Regions from separate parts of the Homo sapiens genome. Here region 1 is linked to region 2. Evidence: read pairs that join two places in POLR2A ChIA-PET (ENCODE). Cell type or tissue: IMR-90. All regions are shown on one strand. Each heading gives the region's core, and the rest is flanking DNA. Links, peaks and the distances in the headings are about the cores only.

Evidence for each region. Peaks named below come from ENCODE experiments on the same cell type or tissue, not always from the same donor. Only the 100,000 strongest peaks of a DNase experiment are listed, where the experiment ranks them.
Region 1: POLR2A ChIA-PET joins it to region 2 with 6 read pairs; 3 of 35 experiments call an interaction of 5 or more read pairs at or near these places.

Annotation. Positions count from the first base shown.
Region 1 is chr7:112,200,134-112,203,058 of GRCh38, forward strand. The region is part of intron 1 of DOCK4 (dedicator of cytokinesis 4); the gene reads right to left. Among named protein-coding and RNA genes, the nearest start is that of DOCK4, 4.8 kb to the right of the region's middle. In IMR-90, for the core only: no CTCF peak of the experiment used is centred there; a DNase peak (open chromatin) is centred at 1,418.
Region 2 is chr7:111,891,624-111,894,548 of GRCh38, forward strand. All of the region lies in intron 16 of DOCK4 (dedicator of cytokinesis 4), which reads right to left. Among named protein-coding and RNA genes, the nearest start is that of DOCK4-AS1, 85 kb to the left of the region's middle. In IMR-90, for the core only: no CTCF peak of the experiment used is centred there; no DNase peak of the experiment used is centred there.

The sequences.
Region 1 (2,925 bases), core at 197-2,696, 310 kb after region 2:
TGTAGCATTTAAAGCAGTGTTTTTCAAACTGTGGGTCAGGACCCATTAACAAGTCAATTTAGTGACAAGTATTTTTTTTAACAAAAAAGAATAGAACATTACATAGAGTATAAGCAAGTGCTGTTTTAATTATATGTGTGTGGGGTGGTACTGGGGGATATTTATATATATACTAGGTCAGGAAATTAACTATATTTCTTATGGGTAATAGTCAAACAAGATTAAAAGCTACTAATCTAGAGTAAGTCACTTAAACTCTATGAAACTGTTTTCTCATCTCTTAAATAGAAATTACCATTCAACTTCAAAGGGTAGACTCAGATAAAATAATTTCACTTTTTAAGTAAAACATTGTATTACTGTGTTACGGTTACAGCCTTTTAGAAGGGTTTCATTAGAGTTTAATGTTCCTCTGATGTATATATTCACAGCATGAAGTCACTGTGATAGAAACATAGACATATTGTATCAAACATAACTCAGAAAATGTTGTCTCCTTTTGGAAAAGAATAGAGCTAGAGATAGGAAATCCTAAATTTCTTGAAATTTGTATAATCTCCCTCGTACTAGCTACCATAACAGCCTCTAAAATAAAAAAAAAAAAACAAAAAAAAACAAGATCATAGAGGAAGAGCAGCATCTCTATGTGGCTTCAGGGGCCTTGTGAAGAACTGTCACTTAGGGGAATGACCAAAAGAGGGGAACATTTTTATAGACCATTCCCATAGGAGGCCAGATCAAGAACATAAGCTGCTATCCCACTGTCTGTATGGCCCTTCGGTGGTATTTTACTGGGAGGTATAAATCATTTCTCTTCTATTCCCACTTAAAGTTTAGAATCCTGTGTCAGGCTCTAAATGTCACAAACAATTCCAAGCAGAACATTATTATTTAGCTTTACATGCTATGTAGATACATCATAGGACCACTAATAGAAAACACTTTAAGAAACTGTTAGCTAAGAAACTACAAAAAACTAAGAGTAAAGGAAACACATCCTTATTACGCTCTATCACACACATACGCTATGATTAAAGCATCTTTCTAAGGAGAAAGACACCTAACTATCCTGTATGAATACGAGAAGGTGCATCTTCTTCCACCAACATAGAAGGGGCTTTAAAAAGGAACATGATTCCTACCCAGATGAGTTCAAAAACTCCTTCAAGAAAAATAGAATACAGGAATTTATGTGATGACTGAGTGATACTCGCACCACACAATTTATTTTTTAAATGACACTGTGACTTCAGATCAGCTTGTTCTGAGTTTTGTTTCTTATAAGGTTCATGGATTTTCTGCACCGATCAATCCAGCCCGTGTTCTCCTGTCAAGCTTAACTAAGCTCACACATGTAAAACATCTGGCTAGGTTTGAGGGGTGCAGCCTTCAGCTCAGGAAGATGCCATGACTCATCTGTGAATCTGTGCATAAAAGCCTGTTGGACAAATGAACGCAAAAACAATCTGCAAAGGTCTTAGCTTTCTCCATGAATAATTCCCACCACTTTAAGGCGGGGTGGGGAGGGGGGAGGAATGGGGGGGTGTGCTAACAGATGAGGACATGCAGGAGGTAGAGGTAATCTGAGGAAATTGGTGAGTATGCGATCAAGAATGCTTTAGTCACCATTCTGTGCGATAGATCACTAAAGCATGTTCCCCCTGTCTCACCAAAACTTTGTACACTTTGATCATCATCTCCACTTTCCCCAACCACCCTCTTCCCCCAGACTCTGGCAACCATCACTTTAATCTCTATATTTATGAAGTAAACTTCTTTAGATTGCACATGTAAGCAAGATCATGCAGTACTTATCTTTCTGTGCCAGACTTACACTTACTTCATTTACTATAATACCCTCCACATTACTGAAAATGACAGGATTTTCCCCTTTTTCAAGACTATATAATATTCCATTGTGTATAGATACTACATTCTCTTTACCCATTCATCTGATGATGGACACTTAGGTTGCTTTCATATCTCAGACATTTTGAGAACTGCTTCAATGAACATGGGATAGCAGATATTTCTTCAGCATACTGATTTCAATTCCTGTGAATATATACCAAGCAGTGGAATTGTTGGATCATATGGTAATTCTATTTTTAGTTCATTGAAGGTCCTCCATGCTGTTTTACATAACAGCTGTATTAATTTACATTCCCACTAACATGTGCACAGCGTTCCCTTTTCTCTGCACTCTCACCAATACTTGTTACCTTTCATTGTTTTTATACAGCCATTCTAACAGATGGGAGGTGATATCCACAGAATGGAGATACAATAAATAACAATGCATTGTATACTTCAAAAGTGCTAGAATGGATTTTAAATGTTTTTTACACCACAAAAATGGTAATTATATGAGGTGTAATTTGTTAATAGCCTGATTAATCACTCCAACTGTAAACGTACATCAAAATATCACACTGTACACCATAAATATATACAGCTGGGTGAGAAGGTGCATGTCAGTAATCCCAGTTACTCAGGAGGCTGAGGTGGGAGTATTGCTTGAGGCGATCAACCAGGAGCTTGAGGCTACAGGCTATAGTGCACTATGATGGCGCCTATGAATAGCCACTGCACTCCAGCCTGGGCAACAGAGCAAAACCCTGTCTCTAAATTAAAAAAAAAAAAATGAAAACTTAAAAAATATATTATTATTATTTGTCAAGGAAAATACATTTAAAAAACAAACAAAATGCTTCAGTCACTGCCCATGGAGCTCCTACTAGCCAGAGAGAATCAAACAAATTGAGAAAGAGAGGAACCAGCACCTCAGTTCTGGCAGCTTGCCAGGTAGCGTTTGCTTACCTCTGATCTTACTTAAAAACCAAGTGAGATATGTCACAACAAAAGTGTCTCTGTCATAGCAGTCTCAACACAATGAAGATGTTTTTCTAACCAAAGAACACAGTT
Region 2 (2,925 bases), core at 213-2,712:
AGTTGAAGGATATACACATTTAAAATTTATCTACGTATTGCCAAACTGCCCTCCAGAAACACAACAGTGTTCATATTTCTTCTATAAATGCATGAGACTGTTTTCCCTTAACCTTGCTCTCCAATTCTGGGCTTTAAAAATCTCTGCCAATCTGATAGGCAAAAAGGTTTCAAATTTTTTAACTTAAACGGATTTCTTTACTTATTCATGCTTTTATTTTATACATTTGCATTTATTATTTTTAAATAGTCTTTGTAGCATTTATCAATTTTTCCTTTTCTTACTGATTTGTGATAACTCTTGGTCAGTCAGGAATAGCAACCCTTTATAAGGGTTACCTATGGGGTTATAAAGCAACTCTTTACAAGCTGTGTTGCAACTATATTTCAGTTTGAAATGTGTTTCAGCCTAGATTATGACTGTTTTATCAATAAATATCTTAAATTTTATGTAGCCAAATTTACTTGATTTTTAAATTTGATTTCTAACATTTGAGACATCCTTAGAAAGGCCCTTCTCACCTGTAGATTATAAGAATGTTCATCCGTATTTTTAAGGCTCGTACAGATTGATTATTGATTGATTGATTGATTTGAGACTGAGTTTTACTCCTGTTGCCCAGGATGGAGTGCAATGGCATGATCTCGGCTCACTGTAACCTCCGCCTCCTGGGTTCAAGCAATCCTCCTGCCTCAGCCTCCCAAGTAGCTGGGATTACAGGCACCCATGACCACGCTGGACTAACTTTTTTGATTTTTAGTAGAGACAGGGTTTCACCATGTTGGCCAGGCTGGTCTTGAATTCCTAACTTCAGGTGATCCACCAGCCTTGGCCTCCCAAAGTGCTGGGATTACAGGCATGAGCCACTGTGCCAGGCCCAGTTTTATTTCTTACATTCAATCTGGAATGTGTTTTCGCAATAAGAGGAAGGTAGGAATCCAGCTCTTCCCCACTTCCCCTAATACCCATTTTATTTATCTCAACACCACTTATTAAATGGGCTATACTTTTAGCTCATAATTTGAAATACACTTCTCTCTCCACGTTTCTTTTTAAATACTGAATTCAAGGCCGCACAATGATCAGCAGGCTGTGTGCTTTCCTGTCGTGGCAGAAGAAGGATTATGTATTATGCTGGTAATATGGTTTCATAATCATAAACTACAAGTGGCCATAAGCTGAAACTGAATTTGTTGGCTCAGTAGTATGAGAAATAAAAATAAAAGTTGTTATACTTGGCAAGTATTTCACAACTCTGTAAATAAGAAATACTAAATAACCCTATTCATAAGAAAACTCAGCTACTTGGGGTTTTTTCTGTGGAGCAAATGCTTCCTGATGGAGCTATACAATGTAGGTCTGCCCCAAATTAGACAGCCTACACATACCATACTGAGTTTCTCTTGTGGTTGAGGTCACAATTTTCATGCTCAAATAAATTTCCCTTTATGGATTAGGATTCTTAGTACTAAGTCAATCTTTGTGGAAGAGCTACAACTGAGTCAAAGTCCTATTTTTGAGAAAAGTTTTGGCCCTGACGACAGGCACCTGGACAGGACTCTGTCTAGGAATTAATACCTGTTTGACTCCTAAATGTTCACATGGAGAAGCGAGCTCTGCTACCTGTCCTCTGGCATTTTAAGCATATGCATGTTTCTAATCAGCAACTGAGAATCTTGGTATGGTTCACGCTCACGAAGAGAAGTCAACCAGGACTTGACTGGAAAGCTAGCACTGCCAAAGACACACCCTCAGACCCATAGGTGACAGGGTCCAGATGGGATATACTATGTAGAAGTGATTCATTCTTTTACATATCATGAGGAAACGGGGAGCCCAGTCTTAGTTATCTCAGCCTTATCTTTTCTGAGCTAAGATTTAATGTTACAAAGACATTTATATGAAGTACCATTTATGTTTTCGAAAATTGAAGCTCAAGACATTGCCTGTTATATTATATATCTTATCGGGCAGCCTCAGACCTAAAGCTGAGATAAATAGATCATCCCCGCAGTCTAGTATATGTAGTTCCTCTGTTTGCTTTTCTGGTTACTATGCTTTAAAATATTTTTGTTTCTTTCTATTTTAACACCTTTAGCTTTGTTAGCTCTTTTAGATTACTTTATGAAGAGAGAACGTAAAGGCCAGAAACAGAAGGATTTGGCTGTTTTGTTTGCCACTATTTTCCCAGCACCTAGAACAGTACCTGGCTGTAGTCTGTGGTCAATAAACATGTTGAACAAATAATGAGAAAATGAATGATTAAAGAAATAGACAATGAAATATACATTCTATAAAAATAGAAAATACCAGGTGTGGGCTGGGCGCAGTGGCCCACGCCTGTAATCCCAGCACTTTGGGAGGCTGAGGTGGGCGGATCACGAGGTCAGGAGATAGAGACCATCCTGGCTGACACGGTGAAACCCCGTCTCTACTAAAAATACAAAAATTAGCCGGGCATGGTGGCGGGTGCCTGGTGTCCCAGCTAGTCAGGAGGCTGAGGCAGGAGAATGGTGTGAACCCGGGAGGCAGAGCTTGCAGTGAGTCAAGATTGTGCCGCTGCACTCCAGCCTGGGCGACAGAGCAAGACTCCATCTCAAAAAAAAAAAGAAAAAAGAAAAAAAGAAAATACCAGGTGTGTTATATGTTGCCTCTCATTTAACTAGCAATCCAAAGAAAGTTTTTGCTTGTAATCTCTTATTCATTCAATAATCTTCACTGAACATCTATCACAGGCCAGAATCCCTTTACATAGCTGTTGTTCTCGAGGGGCTCATAAATCTAATGGGGCAAGCTGAGGGATCAACAGATAGTTCTGGGACAGTGTGATGAGAACAATGGTAAGAGATGTGTGCAGATACCAGGGAGCTCAGGGAAGGGCAACTGGCCAGCTGAGAATATGAATTGGGCCAGGAAGCAGGGGAC